Regions from separate parts of the Mus musculus genome. Here region 2 is linked to region 1. Evidence: chromatin loops called from intact Hi-C (ENCODE). Cell type or tissue: heart. All regions are shown on one strand. Each heading gives the region's core, and the rest is flanking DNA. Links, peaks and the distances in the headings are about the cores only.

Evidence for each region. A loop is a pair of places that touch in the nucleus more often than their neighbours do. Peaks named below come from ENCODE experiments on the same cell type or tissue, not always from the same donor. Only the 100,000 strongest peaks of a DNase experiment are listed, where the experiment ranks them.
Region 2: it touches region 1 in a loop (2.5-fold over the local background); 2 of 42 quality-filtered maps call a loop at or near these places.

Annotation. Positions count from the first base shown.
Region 1 is chr2:106,803,720-106,812,842 of GRCm38, reverse strand. All of the region lies in intron 4 of Mpped2 (metallophosphoesterase domain containing 2), which reads right to left. It also overlaps Gm22813. Among named protein-coding and RNA genes, the nearest start is that of C130023O10Rik, 9.8 kb to the left of the region's middle. In heart, for the core only: no CTCF peak of the experiment used is centred there; no DNase peak of the experiment used is centred there.
Region 2 is chr2:106,884,607-106,893,729 of GRCm38, reverse strand. No RefSeq gene overlaps it. Among named protein-coding and RNA genes, the nearest start is that of Gm39902, 67 kb to the left of the region's middle. In heart, for the core only: no CTCF peak of the experiment used is centred there; a DNase peak (open chromatin) is centred at 5,359; H3K27ac peaks cover 272 bases.

The DNA of each region.
Region 1 (9,123 bases), core at 772-8,771:
AGTTTTCCCGTGACTCAGATAACTACACTTCAGGCTCAGCATAGCAGAGTCTCCGTTTAAGTTAAAGCCATTCATTGGTGTATTTTATCTCGCTGGCTCTACCCAGTCTGAGCAGGGAGAGCTCAAGAACTCAAGTCAGAAAAAAAAAGCCACCTCCAGATTCTGTCAAGTTTTCCTCAAACATTGTCCCTCCCATCATTGGCAGCCACTCTGACAGGCTTAGGAGACTGTACTAAGCCTAAGCATGGAGCCAATCTGTAAGAAGTAAGTTCTGTTCTGAAACAGAGAGGAAGACACTGTAACAGTCACATTTCAGCCCATGCCCAGGCCTCCACTGAAGCCATACACACCTTTGAATTGTTTCAAATACACAGCACATTCTAGTCCAGTTCAGGACAGTTTATGATAAAGTGACTACTACTTGGAGCATAGAAGTCCTGACCGTTATAAAATTACCCCTAAATTGGGAGGGGGAGAAAGGAAGAGATAAGAAGAAGAAGGAGCAGGGAGAAGGAGGAAGTGATGGAGGAGTAGGGGGTAGAGGAGATAGAGATGTAAGAGGAGGACGAGGAAGGGAAAGGAGGACAAGGAGGAGGCACAGGAGGAGGAGGAGGAGGAGGAAGAAGAGGAGGAGGAGGAGGAAGGGGAGGAGGAGGAGGAAGGGGAGGAGAAACCATCATCTGGTCCCCAAAGTTTTAGAAAATGTAGCTCAGAGAATGACTGAGTTGAAATTTGCTCATCCAGTGTCTAAACAAACAAACAAACAAATCAAAGAGAATTGTTTTAATCTATTACAGCACAGATTGGAATATAGCAAAATTCAACAAAATTGGATTAATTACATTGACATATATGTAAACTATATGTGCACTAATCATGTAGCCTCTGAGAGCTGAGCCTGGACTTGCTCCTCTTTACGTCGCTCTTTATTTCTATTTTTTCACTTTGCCATGAGTAATGTGTGGACATGTGTGTCCTCCTGCATGGGCTCGAGGTCTCCCTCTCCATCCCTTTCTCTCTCTTCTAAGTTTGTTTGACTAGACTGACTGTCCACAAAGTACCAGGGCTCCTCCTGACTCTGCCTCCCCAGGGCTGGGATTAAAAGATTCCCAGGGATCAACTGAGGTACACATGCTGTAGGGAAATCACTTTACAGACTGAGATATCTCCCTCTCCCTCTCCCTCTCCCTCTCCTCTTTTTATATTTATTCACTTATTTTATGTATAAGTACACTGTACCTGTCTTCAGACACACCAGAAGAGGGCATCAGATCCCATTGCAGTTGGTTGTGAGCCACTCTGGTTGCTGGAAGCTGAACTCAGGACCTCTGGAAGAGCAGCCAGTGCATGCTTTTATCTGTGGAGCCATTTCTCCAGCCTTCCTTTAGTTTCTTAATGTACTGGATTTAAAGAAACCATTTTGAAGCTTAGAGCACCAGTCAATCGAACAAATGGTTGGCATTTCAAGTGTTTATTTTCTGCCACCAGACAGAGACCTGCTGAGCTATTGTGCTTATCAGAAAAGTCTCTGATCAAACTCAGAGAATATTCTAGGAATATTCTCAGGAATACTCTAGGTATATTCTATGTTATGGCGTAATGCCCGTTTTTCATCAGCTTACTCTTATGACTTATAATTGTATAAGATTATAGACTTAACAACTTATCAGGTTCAGTTTCAGGGTGATAGTGTCCGAAGGCAAATATCTCAAGACATTCTTCTCCCCTTTGAAAGGCTTTTTCAAAATCTGAAACCAAGCATGGTTTCAGCCCCAAACACCTAATGTGTTTCTGGATAAAAAGTATTTGAAAAATATGGTCATTAAAACCCAAACAAGCAAGACATTTAGAGTCTGTAATTCTGAACAAACTGGGTTGGACTGCCATGTTTAATACTCTGCACATTTGAGCACAGCAACACTGAGAGTGTGCATAACAGTATGGCATATACTTTGGGTACATGTATAAGCTTCAACATTTTTACTTTACACATTGCAAAAAACAGTTACTAGGAACACCAGCCTGTGTTTTCTCCCAATCCTTTATTCTAGGAAAGCCTTTGTGTTCATCTGCCTCGGGAGTGTTTACACACAATGGTTTAAACAGAAGTTTCTAGAAACGCTGCTACCTTTTCCTTGTCTAGGTTTTGCTTTCTCTCAAGGCAAAAAGCTTGATGGATGTTGGGACAGGGAGCAAGGAGAGCGCCTCAGCAGGCTGGATGGGGATGAAGGCTGTCTACAGCCTCAAGACAGAGGTGAGAGCTTTCTGCAGGAAATGCCAGGGCTGTGGAGAAGTGAGCGTCCAGGTGGAATTCCCTGCAAGGGGCAGCTTCCTGAGCAGTAACAAGCTCTCAGCAGAAGCAGCTGTGGCACGTCTCACAAGGAAGCCAAAGCCTGTTCTCGGGGACCCTAAGGCAAGGTCAGAGAAAAGAGGCATGTCCTGCTATGGAGGGCCTGACTGATCCCCAACATGGTATGTTCCAAACAGACTGTGTAAAAGGCCCTGACCAGAGATCTGTAATCAGGAGCCGAGACCCATTACTTCTCAAGTCAAGGGTCAAGGGCTCAGACTGAAATATGCTTCAACTCTAAAAAAACAAACAAACATCCCAGTGTGTAAATACTCAAATCTGTGAGTCACACTAGCATAACACCCACACCTGCTATCCATGTTTAAATGTTTAAAAATGCAAGTTGCTGCTGCAGAATTATTGCGCACGCCTTGGGCTTTCATCAAGCCATGCAGCTGTGGCAAATTTTTGGCTAGGTTAAGAGGAGGTTAGATACATCTCCATCCCTTACCTCTGAGAGAGACTCACTGGAGCTATGACAGAATTGAGGTGAGATGGTGCAGATGCTCTTCAGAGGTGAGTTAGAACTGACCAACAACCTGTGCCCTCCAGAGTTCCCCAACCAGCCCTCACTGAAGTCAAAAGGACGCATGTGCTACCACAGTGTCTCCAGCTTGTGCACTGAAGTGCTAGAACCGTGACTCATTTGCCACATCTGCATAACACCTGGCCTATGTTTACTAAATATTTCTCTAATCCAGACTTGGTTTTATTACTTAAATAAATTTATCCTCACCCTAAACGGCAATATCCATGAAATTACAAGTCCTGCACACACCCATACACTTTTCAGCAGGCATGTAAAAATGCCAAATTACCGAAAGAAGTGTGCAACCAGGCACGGCCTAAGATTATGTCACACTCACTACCGGCACACTTGCTACAGCTCGGGAAACCCTGCACTGCACAATGGTGGCACTAGATGTTCTTCTGATTCCATTTTCTTTCTTTCTTTTCCTTTCTTTTTTTTTTTTTCTTAACCCACTTCTCTTCGATTTATGCTAAATTAAATGAAAACTAGCAAAGCGTGCTGAAAACGTTGGGTAGTACAGTGAGCCCTGTGGTTTTCTCCAGGAAGGGCTGCTCTTTCACCCCTTTGTCTAGGAGTGTATCGGCAAAGTCTTGCTTCATCAGACTCAGCCTACTTGATCCTCCAGTGATTCCATTTTCTTTCTCCTGGCTTCTAAACTGTGATTACTTACCAGTGACAATGGGTTTGAATATAAAACGTTATTCAAAGAAGGAGGAAGCTAAGCGAGAGTAGGAGAACACGAAGAAGTAACATAAAAGAAAGAAGGGTGGAGGTCATAAAGAGAAGGACAAGACGCCCAGACAAAATATCCAAACAGAAATGCTAGCAGCAGAGGGAATGCTGCGTTTGCACATGTTTGAGCAATGTAACCACACCAGGAAATCTACTCATCAAAAGGATGGTTACCTGGAGAATGGCGACATTACCTTCAGCAATTACATAATGGTAGCACAGACCTGGAAATAGGGAGCATGGCGCTCTGCTTCCCCAGGGTCCTTGCATCGCACTGATATGCAGTTGTGGCTTTTTGCCCCTATAGACATACAGCCCTGGACTTGGGGACCCTCCTTCTTAAGGGGGTCCCTCCCTCTTCTTCCTTCCTTACCCTTCTTATCATCTCAGGAAGAAATTCCTGCAAAGCTCTTCCTTTGGTCACTGATATCTCTGGGAACCAAACCCATTAAGATATTTTTGATCCTTACTCATGCTATTTTGAATGTCTGGGTCACAGGAAGGAACCGATAAAAATAGAATTACAATGCCCCTACTGCCGAAGCGGCAAGGAAGTGATTAGGATTGATGTCTGAATAAATATACACTAGCAGCTCCTGCACGTGATTGGCCTTTGGTCGGACCAAAAGAAGCGTAGGTCTTAGTGACCGCACATGTGTGCATTTGTTTCGCATGTCCCGTGTGCCTTTTTCTTAAGAGAAGACCCCCTCTTTTTAAAAAGATTAAGAATATACTAATGACCGTTCAGTGGTTAAGAGAACTTGTTCTTGCAAATGACTTAAGTTCAATTCCAAGCACCCATGTGGTGGGTCACAAAATCATTTGTAACTCCAGTTCCAGGGAAGCTGATGCCTTCTTCTGACTTCTATGGGCACTAGGCACACCCTTGTAATGTACATGTGAGCAAACCACTCATACATATAAAATAGATATGTAAAAAATAGTATAAAATGATGATAGTGATATAAAATGATGATCAATGTTCATTGAACACAGACTGACAAGTAAGGAACTTGAAAGTTGGTATGTACAAACTCATCCAGTGTCCAGAGCCAACAATCTAATGGGGGATAAATGGATACTATCCTCCTCCTCTTTTTCTTTCTCTCTTTCTTTCTTTCTTTCTTTCTTTCTTTCTTTCTTTCTTTCTTTCTTTCTTTCTTTCTTTCTCTCTCTCTCTCTCTCTCTCTCTTTCTTTCTTTCTCTCTTTCTTTCCTTTCTTTCTTTCTTTAAATAAAAAAAGCAAGTCAGAATCAGAGATGTAACTGCCATACAATAGACAGATACAAGTTAATCCCGCCTCTCCTGATAGGGTTAATATCATGGGGATTAATTAGTTTCTTTGACTCTAGCCTCCAACTGCAGTGCTAGAGGTGCTTAAGAAGGGGTGGCTACCAAGATGAAATGGAAAGGCAAGTCTAGTCCTTCCCCGGGCTTGGGCTTGCAGCACTGTAAACTTCCAAGTTCAAGGTGTTGCCAGCACAGATGCCATTATCTCCACAATGGCTCCTCCTTCCACACTTTCCATTGATCAGTAGACCATCCCCACTGAACATATGAACCTGACAGTATTAAACAGACAAACTTCTAAGAAAAGAGTATGCGCTAACCCCAGGATTTCCTTCTGTGTCTGGGAAGGTGCCCAGAGAAGCCTATGTATGGACAACACTCTCAGCCTACCTTGAACCACGTCCGTCAAGTAACACCAAATACACTGTCTGCAGCCACGTCAGCTCAAAGAGTCGTGCCTGCTCGTGTGAGAATATGCTGGCTCTCTCTGCACCTGAATTCTTTTATCCATCTCTTGTCATCATTCTATCCACTTTTAGTTTAGCATATTCTCTTATGCTTTTTAAATTATCATTTCACACTTAAAATTATGAAAGGATGGTCCACCATGACAGTGGACAGCCATGTAGACAGTTCATGATAAACAAGAGGCCATGATCCCATTTCTTTAGTCCTTTTCTCTCTGCCTTTTATTTTCCCTATTATTAATTTGCAGGGCTCTGGATCAAACCCAGGGCTTGTGTGCAGATGAGCATTCTATCAGTAACTCTGAAAAACTTCTTCCTTCACATTATCTGAGAGCCTACCGGCCCAGCATGGTCTTTCAAGCAAGCAAACTCCTTTAATAAGCACCAAACACTATCTGGAAAGTAGACATTCAATGTCTTCCTGTCACCCATAGACTTAACTCCCTGGTCCCTGTGCTCTTTGGAGCCACACCAACCGCCTCCCTTTCCTTCCACCTGAGGGCCTAATGTCTTATTTACACTGCCAGGTTCCTCTTACTCCTCATTAGCCATGTGCCCTGCAGCCCAGGACAATGGCTGCCTCTCTCTGGCTTTCTCCACCTCTTCTGCCTTCTCTTCTTTCATCATACACATTTAGGTTTCCAGTCTCTAAGATTCTCCATAAGTTAATGTCAGAGAGAAACTTTAAATGTGCTACCTATCTACAGAAGGTGTCCAGTTGCAGCCTGAGTAAATAAACATCTTTCACAACAGGCACCTTTCGAAAACCATCACCAGTACATTATCAAGTGGCAAGAATCACTTCATGCAAGTCAGCAGGACAGAAGTTCAAGTTCTCACCTGCTTTGAGCCCACAAGTCCTAAATCTCTCATTGTTAATATCTCAGCCTATCTCAAGTAAAGTAAAAACCTTAGTCCTACTACTGCAGATAACTGCAGTACTCCCACTTGCTATCCTGGCCTCCTTTCCTTCCTCAATACCCTCGTGTTAGTATGCACTGAATCTAGCATTCTTCCAAAAGGAAAAAAACAAAACAAAACAAAACAAAACAACAACAACAAAACCACGTTTCCCCAGAAGCACAGGATGCAATCCAGACAATTTCACAAAGCACTCTGACCCTGACAGCCAGCTCTTAGTCCACCACACACTGAGTTCTAGGGCCAGGCAATTGCCTACACATTCTAAGCTCTTAGCTCCTACTAGCACTGCTCTTGTCTGTGGACACACCTGAGAGATCCTCTTCCCGGTTCTTCCCAGTCTCCCTGACGCATCTCCTTCCCCACCCAAACCAGACCAGCTGCTCCCAGTGTCTGTCTCCAAAGCAATCTTACAAAATTAGCTCTTACTTCATTTGCTTATCTCCCCCTCTTTACTAAGTGTCTTACAAGGTCCCCCAGGGTCAGTGACTTGCTTCGTTCATGCCCGTGTCTCCAGCACATAGGGTTGTGTTTGACACTGCATGGAACAGGCTCTCCATAGCTAACAGCTAAATTAACCTCCGAATAAAACTCTAAACAGTGCAAGGGTACGTTTCTACCACCGAGACAGCTTCAGAAGGCTGTCTTTGGGCTGTTTATCTTTTCTCACTGGCTCTCTTTTCCTCCTAAATCCACCTGCCATGGCTTTCCGAAGGACAACAAACCCGTTTATAACATGCAACCAACAAGTTTTCTTTCAAGTTTGATAGGGCCACAGTATGAATCTTCTTAACCCTCCTTTTGAACTGTACTTGGCATACGTCTGCAGAATATGTTTAGCTTGTTTCTCTTCCATGAATGCTTGTATACATTATGCATGCATGTGCCCCATGCCCACAAAGGCCAGGAGAGTGTTGGAGTCTCTGGAGCCTGAGTTGCAGATAGTTGTGAGCCACCACATAGATGCTGGGAACTAGCTAGATCTGGCTTCTCTGCCAGAACAGTAGCTGCTCTTAAAGGCAGAGTCATCTCTATAGTCTCAAGAAATGGTTCTCGAGGGGTGGGTCTGCAAGGCTCAAAAACCAATACGTATGGGATCCAGAACTTGAGTCTAGAATCTAAGAGTTTTAAATCATGAATAGGGTTGAATTTAAAAGATTTTTTTCTTCACCTACTGAGCGAGGAGGAAACTCAGATGCATTTTCTCCCTTATTGTGTATTTTTATTTTATGTGCAATGATGTTTTGCCTGCATGTGTGTTTGTGTGACAATGTCACATCCCCAGGAACTAGAGTTACAGATAGCTGTCAGCTGCCACGTAGGTGCTGAGAATTGAACCTGGGTCCTCTTGAAGAGCAGCCAGTGCTCTTAACCACTGAGCAATCTCTTTAGTCCTTTATTGCTAATGGAAGCAATTAGACTGACTGATTTATTCTTCCTTCCTTCCTTCCTTCCTTCCTTCCTTCCTTCCTTCCTTCCTTCCTTCCTTTATCCCCTCCCTTCCTCCCTCCCTCTGTACCCCTCCTTCTGTCTTTCATTGCTGACTCCCTCCCAACCTCTTCCCTTCTTTTTCCCCTCCTCCCTTCCAAATCCTTCCAAATGGTACACCCAGACTCTTTTCCTGGGATAAATTAAAGCTAGACTAGTATGTTAGGAATTTTTTTTTGTTCTTTGTTTTGTTTTGCATGTTTTTGGATTTGATCTGTGAGTGTTTTATATAGTATCTTAGTGTCTGCTCATGGTGTAACATAGTTTCCTATAAGTTTTGTTCTCTTTCTTAGATGGTATGTTGACTATAAAGTAAGATGGGAAGTGGTCTTTCTTCTAAATAGTTGATGAAATTCATCATTAAAGATACTGTGACTTACTTTTCATAATAAAAGGTTTTGAAGTGAAATCAGTTTAATTATTATATCGAGACACTCAAATTTTGTATTTTATTTTGTGCACATCCTTTTTCCTTTTTAGTATTTTTTAAAGAAAGTTGTGCACTTACTGTAAGTTTCAAATTTTGTCAGCATAAAGTTGCTCATGAACCCCTCTTATCTTTTCAGAGTTCCAAAGCTTTGTAGTGAGAACTCCTTTCCATTCCTCATACTAATGGTTTATAGTCTTGATCAGTAAGGGCTCATCAGTTTGATTTTTTTTTTTTCAAATAACAAGTTTTAATTCTGTTACATTCTGTTTCATTGATTTCTCTTAATTTTATTCATTTCAGTTTCTTCCATGTCTTCATTTTGGATCTTGCTTGCTCTATCTTTTGGGGGGTAGAGCAGCCTTAAGTAATTGGTTTTCGTCCGTGTTTCATACTACAGAGATTAAAAACTTCAATGTAGAGAAAGGGGGAAAGGGAACCCTTATAGATTGTTAGTAGAAGTGTAAACTACTCAAACCTGTGTCAAAATCAGGTTGGGGGTTGCTCAACAAATTAAAAGTAGTTCTTCCCTATGACTGGGTTACATCACTCCTAGGTATTTACCTTAAGAATTCCTACTCACTGTATCACAGAGATAATTATACGTCAATGCTTAGTTGCAGTATTATTCATAACAGCTAATTTATGAAACTAACCTAGGCGTCCATCAACAGTGGAACATGAAAAATGTGGTTTATATACACGATAAGATATAATTCAGCCATTAAGAATAATAAAATTATATTGTTTGAATGAAAAGTGGATGTAAATGGAGATTATTATATTTAGTGAATTAAGTTGGTCTCAGAAAAATGAACATTGTCTTTTGCTCTCACTTGTGGATCTTAGATTTTATATATATATATATATAATCATGAACATAGAAGCAAGGGCTAGCAGGATGGCTCAGCAGGTA
Region 2 (9,123 bases), core at 529-8,528, 81 kb before region 1:
GAGAACCAACTACACTAGATTAAATTAAGAGCAATCTTGGCTCTTAACAGAGCTCTTCCACCAAGCAGTTGCCTCAAAGAAGTGATTCACGGATTTAGTTTATGAACCTCATGACCTCCTGTCAGGAAAGCTGACCTCTGACCTCCTTCTTCAACATAACCCTTGGACAACTTACGCTGAATTCAGGGGAAAGTTAATTAAGATTAGGTATACTCCCAAGTCAACAAACACACTTGACAGACATCCAGAGAGCCAAACAAAGAGATCCATCCAGGCAGACACTGGACCAATGCTCAAATTTGAAAATGGCGAACTAGGGATTGCCTGTTCTCCTGAGGTTAATGTGGAATGCTAAGCCTCTGGGCTAGTTTTCCTTCTCCTGTATTATCAAATAGGCTGGCTGTGTTTGTTAGTCTAGTGTGCAGAAATTCATGAATTCTTTGCCTCCTTTCTTCTCATGACATTTGGATTAAAAATAAGTCTCAAAAAATAAATAAAAGTGATTCTCAATTAGCCAGACAAGACTTCAATAATCTTTAAAGATCTCTTTCATGTCTCCCATCATTCACTGGTGTTCCCATAGTTCGCTACTTCCTAGAACATACTCCTATGCTGAAATTAGTTGCCCTTGCTCTGGCATATGGAGCTTCTGTCAGGTTGAGGTAAGTGGTGGGGTATCAGAGTAAAACTTAATGGCCAAATACAGAGTTCTAAGGTCCTCCCATATCCAATGTGTGTTAGCTGTATCATTGACTGTACCAATCACCTACCTGCATCACTGACTCTATGTGATAGTTCTGTCAAATTTATTTTGTATAAAAATGTTGAAACACAGGCAACTAGTTAGAACATTACATTTTGCAAAAGTTCAAACAAATATTTTCTATTAAGACCTTTAGCTTTCTTTTAAATTTTCTGTTCTTACATGTGTGTGTCTCTGTTCACATGTGTTCATTTGTTATATAGTTTAGAGAATGATCTACAGCCGCCATATTTGGAGTTTTGAATGAGGGAATTGATCACTTATCTAGCAAGTCAAAATAAAAGATTAAGTAAAGAATAGACAGGTAGATGGCAAAGCATCATCAAACCACGCACTCAACATCTAGCAGAAATCCACTGGGGAAGCTCCTTTAAGGTAATTGGAGAGCCCAATAGAAAATGTGCTAAGTGAGAGTCCTCAGAGTCCCCTTAGGTGAGCCTTCCAAGTAAAAGAGCAGACAGCAATGGACAGAAATAACATGATCATTTAAGGCACGACAGCAAGTACAAATCAACTGAGCCAGGTGAGGTAGTCAGCTAGGGTAACCAGTGAAGTTCCTTACCACAGCTGAGCTTCTCGTTGCTGAAAGTTCTATGGCTGAACTTCCAGCTTCTCTTTCCCTCTGCAGGTATTTTTCTATCATGCAACAAGCATAGTAACATCTTTTGGAAATAGTTTATTTTTTAGCTTATCCCAGGGGCAGGGTGGTTTTCTAGCTATGTTGTTCTCCTTTCCAGAGTTAAGGGCATTTCCTGTACCCAGACAAGAGGCCTTGGGAGATACGGAGACAAACATGCTTGGACTTGAAATGAAGATGGAGATGAAACTCTGCTTCCAGAGGTTGTTTCTTGGTGAGCTCAAACAACACATGACAATTTACTGTGATAATATACGTTACAGTGAGCATGTATGCAAGTGGGATGGAAACCAAAGGATGATGTCAGGTGCCTTCCTCAATCACTCTCCACCTTAATTTTTTTAAACCAGGAGCTCACTGATTCTGCTAGCCCACATGTCCAGTGAGCCTCAAGGCTCCTCCTGTCTCTATTTCTCTGGTCCTGGGATTACAGACATGTGCTATCATGCTTTGCTCTTTTACACAGTGCTGGGGATCCAAACTCAGGCTCTCATGTTTGTACACCAAGCACTTTACCCACTGAGCCATCTCTCTAAACCCCATGATTCTTTTTTTTTTTTTTCAGAGTCATAGGCAGAAATATTCAACTTCTAAGTATTAGAAGTCTAATCATCAGGGTGAAATTTATGTTAGTGGAGACAGGGTTAAGAGGCGATCACTGCTAATGATTGCCTTGTGGCAGCCTCTGAAGTGGGTCAACTAAGGCTACCCTGCCTTAACCTCAAAGGAGCAATTTCAGTCAGCCTCTGCTGTGTAACAAATCACCTCGAAGAATAGTAGCTTAAAACAGCAATTATTTTTCTTGCAGCTATGGTTTGACTGGAGGTTGTTATCTTGGTGTTTTATCTGCTCACTCATGTTGAAGCCCGAGGCTGCAGAATCATCTAGGTTTACCTGTGTGGTAGTGGGCTCTGGCTACTCTTTGGGTGCCTCACCTCTCTTCTATATTCAGTGGATACCAGTTTCTTCATACAGGTGGTCTCAGTGCAACATTCACACAATGCATGTGGCGCTTTGCATATGAAATGCCCTCTGTTGTTCTTGGTCACCAGCTATGGATGCGGTTTTGGTGTGGGTAGAGAAGGCAAGTCCCTGACAATGGTGGGCCTTTAAGGGTTTTATCCTGACCCCCTTCTCTGTCTGCTTCTTCACTGCTCCTTCTGCTAGGGAGTGAGCCACTCTGCTGAGCCATCCCACTATGACAGGATGAAACCAGAAGCCTGGGAGTTGGGAAGGAGTGGGGTCTGAAACTCAGGACCCTTGGCTCTGTTTACCTTCATAAAGGGTTTGCCGGGAAAGACCAACAGGTAGTTCTTTGTCTAAGGGATCTGAGAGCCACAGGCTAGAGGGGAATTGGTCTTCAGTGAGAGCCAGTCACCCTTTCTTCCACAGTGCTCACAGCCACAAAGCGAACTTGAACTTGGGGCAGGTGCTGAGGTTTATTACTTAGGTCAGCCCCTGCAAGCTCTCTATCACAATGCCTGGAATTGAATCCTGGCTACACCCACACTGCCTATGAAAGGAAAATGAACACAACACCACATACCTCACCTTCTGCCTCTGTAAGATGGAACAACTACTGCATATGTGAAACATTTCAATTGTGTGTGTTCCATGTGGGTTCGTGGTCATTTGCCATTTTGCTTCTTAAGTGTGGCTTTTAATTATCTTTCCAGTGAATTCAGAAGCCAATTGAAAAAGAGGTTGTCTGAGATGAGTTTCATAACATATCTTCATAAACTCTTAAGAAAAGTTCAACCCCCTGTTGAACTACCATTTTGTTGTTGTGAAAAATAGATTGTGTGTGTGTGTGTGTGTGTGTGTGTGTGTGTGTGTGTGTGTGTGTGTAGAGGCCTAAAGAAGGAGTTAAATCCTCTGCCACTGGATTCTTGGGTTTTCAGAAACTTGTCAGGTACCATGTATGTGCTAGGAGCTGCACTCTATCCCTCTGCTGAGCCATCTTTCCAACCTTTGCCCACCAGTTATGTGGTGCTGGCTACGGTGTAAAAAGATCTTCCTTCATCTTGTAGTCAGGGTGACCTGGCTTCTAGTCTGACTCTGGCAGTTACTAGGTATGTGCAATCTTGAGCCGATTACTTACCCAAGCCTCAGTTTCCTCTCCTGTAAAGGACTTGCAATCACATTGAGCATGCAACAGCTCCAAAGGAGCAAATGTGAGGATTAAGGTAACTTGCTTAGAGCCACAGATAAGCAGCAACCAAACACATAGTAGGTCTGTCTCCTCTGCTTTTCAGATGTCTAATTTCCCACTTAGATTCAAATAACAAAGTCAACCACCTTCTCTGAGCCCGGGGAAGGCGAGGGTTGGCTGCCTTCCTTTTTTTTTTTTTTTTTTTTTTCCTTGCTGCTTTGATTCCAGGGTGTTTGCCAGAGGTCACAAAGAATAGAGTTCCTTTCTCTCTGGAAGCCACGTGTGGTTTTCTCTATATTGATTGTTCTTATTGGTCTGTCTCTTTAAGGAAAAGACCCTGACCAGGCTACTCACCCCATCAATACTAAAGACTGTGAATTTTCCAGTTCTACTGAACTCTGTGTGACCCTTGCAGACAATAATTGCTTTAACATAGGGTTAGGCAACAGCAACAAACTTGTCTAAAAATAATCCAGGGCTTAAAATACAACTTAACCTGGGAGATTTAAGTAGGTAAAGGAGATGGCTTCTCTCTGGAATTGCTTCTTGATTAATCACTCCATCTGAGGTCATTGGGAAAAAAAAATGACAGCCTTCAAATAGGGCTTTAAATGTCTCGCTCTCTACTTTTCCATACTGGCAGGAAGCCAGTCCCTGCTGGCTGCTGGTTCTTAAAGGAACATGTTCGCTTGGATTTTCTCCACTGAGGTCTAGGAAAGTGTATAGTCCTGGAGCAGCTAAAGAGATGGGTGAACAGTTCACTCCCTTCACTTCAAGCATGCTTTCTCTCAAGATCACCTCCAGGAGCAGCTGATTCCCAGAGGTATATCCCACTGGTTTATCCCAGTGGAAAGAAAAAAGGTGTCCTGAGACTGGTGTAGATGGCCAGCTCAGGTTGTTTTGCTCCCCAGGACTGAAGACAGATGAATAGGCAGTAATCTGTCACTAGTTTCTTTCCTATCTTCCATTTGGCACCTGCACCTGGGTACCAGCATCCTTTTGGTTTAGGCCTTGTCTCCTCTAAATTCTTCCCAATTACCAGTGCTCTAAATGTTTGCCCCTAGAGTTTGCAACCTCCAATCAGCAGTTGTTTCTCTCTCCAGGTAACCTGAACTACCCTTCCTTCACAACCACACCTACCCTTTCCCTGAAGATCCATGACTGTCTCCTCCCTTGGTTTCCTTGATAAAGGGCAAGCTGATTCTTTCGGGCCACAGCACATGTTGGCCACAGACTCTATGGTTCTTTTATCTGAACTTGGCTTTACTTTCTAGGCTAACATGACTCTTCAATACACAAGACTCTTGGATCGAAATTAGTGTTGGTGCTAAATACAAAAATCTTGTACAGAGAATTATCTTTTTCTAGATCTTATACTAAACCAAGTCTTTACAGTGACAGTTTGATTTGGTGGCTGTACTGATTAGTTGTGGCTGTCAACCCGACTGCTTTGAATAATGTCTTGAAATTGGTCAATAATTTGGCTGGGTATATCGGTGAGTTTCCAGAGGAGAATTTATGTGAGTCCGATAACTGATGTGGAGGACCCGCCCTGAATGTGGGCAGTACCAGCCAGAAGAAGGGCCCTTATGAACAAGAATGGTCAAAGAACAAGACCTTTACTTTCCTGGATGTGTCTTGTTTCTTTGGTGGGTGTTTTTGTATTGCTGTCTCTGGTGGAAACCAGATTCTAGGTATCTCAGCCTTTGAGCAGGGACTCTCCCCGGAGGTTCCCCGGGGGCCTTTCAGGGCTTTCACCTTGGACTGGGCTGCATCACTGGCCTTTCTTGTATTCTGAGGCTTCCTGCTTTTTGGAACAAGCAGCTACCGATTGTTCTGACTTTCCGGCCTACAGACAGCCATTGTGCAAGCCATCATGGGAGCCATCGTGGGAGCTCTCCAACTTCCATGTGCATCTATCTAATAAATCCTCTCTCCTGTATCTTAATGATTCCATCTTTCTGAAGAAGCTTGATGAGGACAGTGGTTTCACATTGTATTTCTTATCAAAAGGATCTGTTGTTAGGTTTCAACAAGGCTGATGAGGCCTGTGTTGAGTTTTGAGTTCCAGCTAACATTGTTTTAGTTCTTTATGTGCCTGCAGATGTAGTGAATGCATTTGCCTGTACATGTGAGTGCTGTGAAGGCCAGAGGTCCACATCAGGTTGTTTTGCTCCATCACTTTCTGTTGCAGTTGCCAATTAATTCTACTCAAATTGTTCCACTGGCAGTGGAGTGTTCCTTGCTACTGGGTTCCTGAATGAAAGACATGCATGCATGCATGCATGCACACACACAAGCATGCACGCACACAACCTTATATTTTAATATGTCTTAAACAGCTCTCTGGCTGCACCACTCCCAAACCTACACGTGGCTAACACCTCCTCTCCTGAGTTATTACTAAAGTCTGTATTCCATGTTTGTTGCCCTAGACCCAGTTGTGGAGGCCCATGGGGCTGCTCTTCCATGGCTCTTCCATATTGTCTGCCTCGCTGTCCTTCCTTCTCAGGAGAGGCAGCTACTCCTTTCCCGGGATGGTGGCTAACTCTCTTCCTCTCCTTCCTCTGTTCCTTGTTCCAGAATCCTAAAAGTCCCACCTCTGTCTCTCTTCTAAGCCGTTGGCCTCTGGCAACTTTACCAATCAAAGCCAACTGGGGGCAGGGACGGTGTCTTACGTGCAGATATGCGAATTCTTCTGCAATTCAGGGGACCCAATTAACATAAGTAGCTTTAGACGAAATCTACAGCAACTTTCCACATTGTTTTTTTTTGTTTTGTTTTGTTTTGTTTTTTGTTTTTTGTTTTTTTTTTTTTTTGAGCCAGAGACTCCTATTGAACTTGGAGCCCACCAATTCAGCTAGGCAGGCTGGCCAGCACACTTTCAGGATATCTCTGCCTTGCCAGGGCTACAATAGATGCACACTGTTGCACTTTGCTCTTCTATGTGGGCTCTGTGGACCTGAATTCAGGCTGTTTACATACCAAAGACTTTACCAACTGAGCCATTTCTGCATCCCCCTCCCAGCCACATCTACAATATTTATCCTCCAGACATTTACAAACATTGTCTTTTGTGTGCGTGTGTGTGTCCATGGTTCAGCCATTCTCCATGACCACCCTGCATATAATGGCAGCAGCACAACCTTCTACTCTTCATCATGCTCACTATAGCCTTTAGCTATTTGACACATTATGCTGCCCCTGCGTATGATGTCAGATCTCACCAGGGCTTATAATGAGAGAGACAATCTCCTTCATCTGAGATAATGTGGGCACCTAGGCAGTGCTCAATAAATGTGTCCAATAAAAATAAATTTAAAAATAAAGTTTTAGGTTATTGTATCTTATTTTTCACAATTAGAATGATTTGGGGTTTTTTGAGGGAATCAGTTGCTAAATTCCTTGATTCTTTTTCTCTTATTTTTTTTAACTTCAACAGCTTAATACCTTACTGGGATGTTGCTCTGTGGATTTGAATATGTGTGGACTTATGTAACCTCTATGTTAACCAGTGTCTTCATCCTCAAAACCCTTACCTGAGATACACCTTTGCAGCCATCCTTTGTTCTCGCCCTCACCCCTGGCAACAGCAATCCTAGAGTGCTGTCTTCCCATCAGTAGAAGCACAAAAAGGAACATTTTGAGACTTTTCGTTTACTCGGGATATTACCTTTGACATGAATTTATTCCATAGTATATGTTAATAGTTTGCTCCATTTAATTTCCAAGTAATATTCCACCATATGGGTAGACCACAGTTTATTTATCCATTCACCTCATAAAATAGACTTGGGTTGTGTTCTGATGCTGTGAATGAACATGCTATATGTATTTATGTGTCTCTTTCTGTGTGAACATAATGTCCTCATTTCTTTACCGTGAATACCTGAGACTGGGGTTGTTGGTGCATACAGTAAATATATGTTTAAGTGAATCGATAGAAAATTGCAAAATATTATTAGGGGCTTTGCTTTTTCTGACACAGGAAGTAAAATGTGAGAAATCTCATTGTCCTATGCTCTTGGTGTTGGCGGTTTTCATTTTTTGCCAATGATTAGCTGGTTAACGAACATTTTTTAGCTGACTGAATAGGCATATGGTGACATCGCACTGTGGTTTGAATCTACATTTGTATTTCCCTCAGACTGACACTGTTGAACGCAGCTGCCATCAACTTACCGCCCACTTACCTTCTTCAGTCAAGTGCTTGTTACTATCTTATTTATTTTGATTTGATTGAATTTTAAAACTCCTATAGATTACAGCCATAATATGCATTTTTGGACATATCATTTGATAATTGTTTTTCCCTGTTCATAGCTTGTTTTTCATTTCTCAAAGCATATCTTTGATGCAGCAGGTTTTTTTTTTTTTTTTAAATCAAATTCGACTTTTTCTTTCAGGGATTAGGCGTCGTCATAGATCAGAAGTCTGCCTCATTCTAGAGCAGGAGAATCTTCTGCTATGTTCTTTGTGAATGCTTTATAGATTTATGGTCCTGATTTAAGCTGATGATTTCTTTGGAGTTACATATTATATAAGCTATATGGTTGGCTCAAAAAAATGTGATTATACACTGGCAGACACCTGTAATCCCAACCCTCTGGAGACTGAAGAGGGAGAATGATTTCGAGTTTCTGGATTGTCTGGCTATACTAATGAGAGCCTGTCTCATAAAGACAAAAAGAAAGAGAGAGAGAGAGAGAGAGAGAGAGAGAGAGAGAGGGAGGGAGGGAGGGAGGGAGGGAGGGAGGGAGAGAGAGAGAGAGAGAGAGAGAGAAGGAGGAGGAGGAGGAGGAGGAGAGCAAGAAGGAAGCTGAGGAGATGGAGCAGCGAGAGGAGGAGAGAGACAGGGGTTCAGAGGGGCACAGTGGAGTGAAGAGTGGGAAGGAGAGAGGAGGGAAGGCAGGCATTTTCCTAACACAATTGTGGAGATGGTGAGCCTCTCTTCAGTGGCTCTCTGCTATGATTCCATAAATCAAGGCTGTGCTTGTGTTGCTCCGGTTTTTGGCTTTTCTCTTCCTTGCACAGTTTCCATGCCCATGCATTCACCAGCGCCTCCATATACACACGATGACTCTTGACCGTGAATATTAAAAGCACACGAGTCTTCTGACTTTGGTCTGGAATTATTTTCTATTATCATCCCAGGCTATAAAACAGAAAGTGATAAGAAAAGGCTTACTATTGTTTAAAAGTTTCATTTATTTATTTTGCGTTGAGGTGGCTTAAAATTGGACGTCAGGGAACAACTTGAGAAGCAATTCTATGCCTTTAATCCCACCACTCAGGAGGCAGAGGCAGGTGGATTTCTGAGTTCGAGGCCAGCCTGGTCTACAAAGTGAGTTCCAGGACAGCCTGGGCTACACAGAGAAACCCTGTCTCAAAAAACAAAAAACAAAAACAAAAAACAAGAGAGAGAGAGAGAGAGAGAGAGAGAGAGAGAGAGAGAAGCAATCCTAATTCTCCCTTCCTTCCATGTGGCTCTTCAGAGGTCAGCTAAGATCACCAGGCTCGGCAGAAGCTGAGTTTCCCCGCTGAGCCATCTTGCTGGCCCAGGCTGAACAT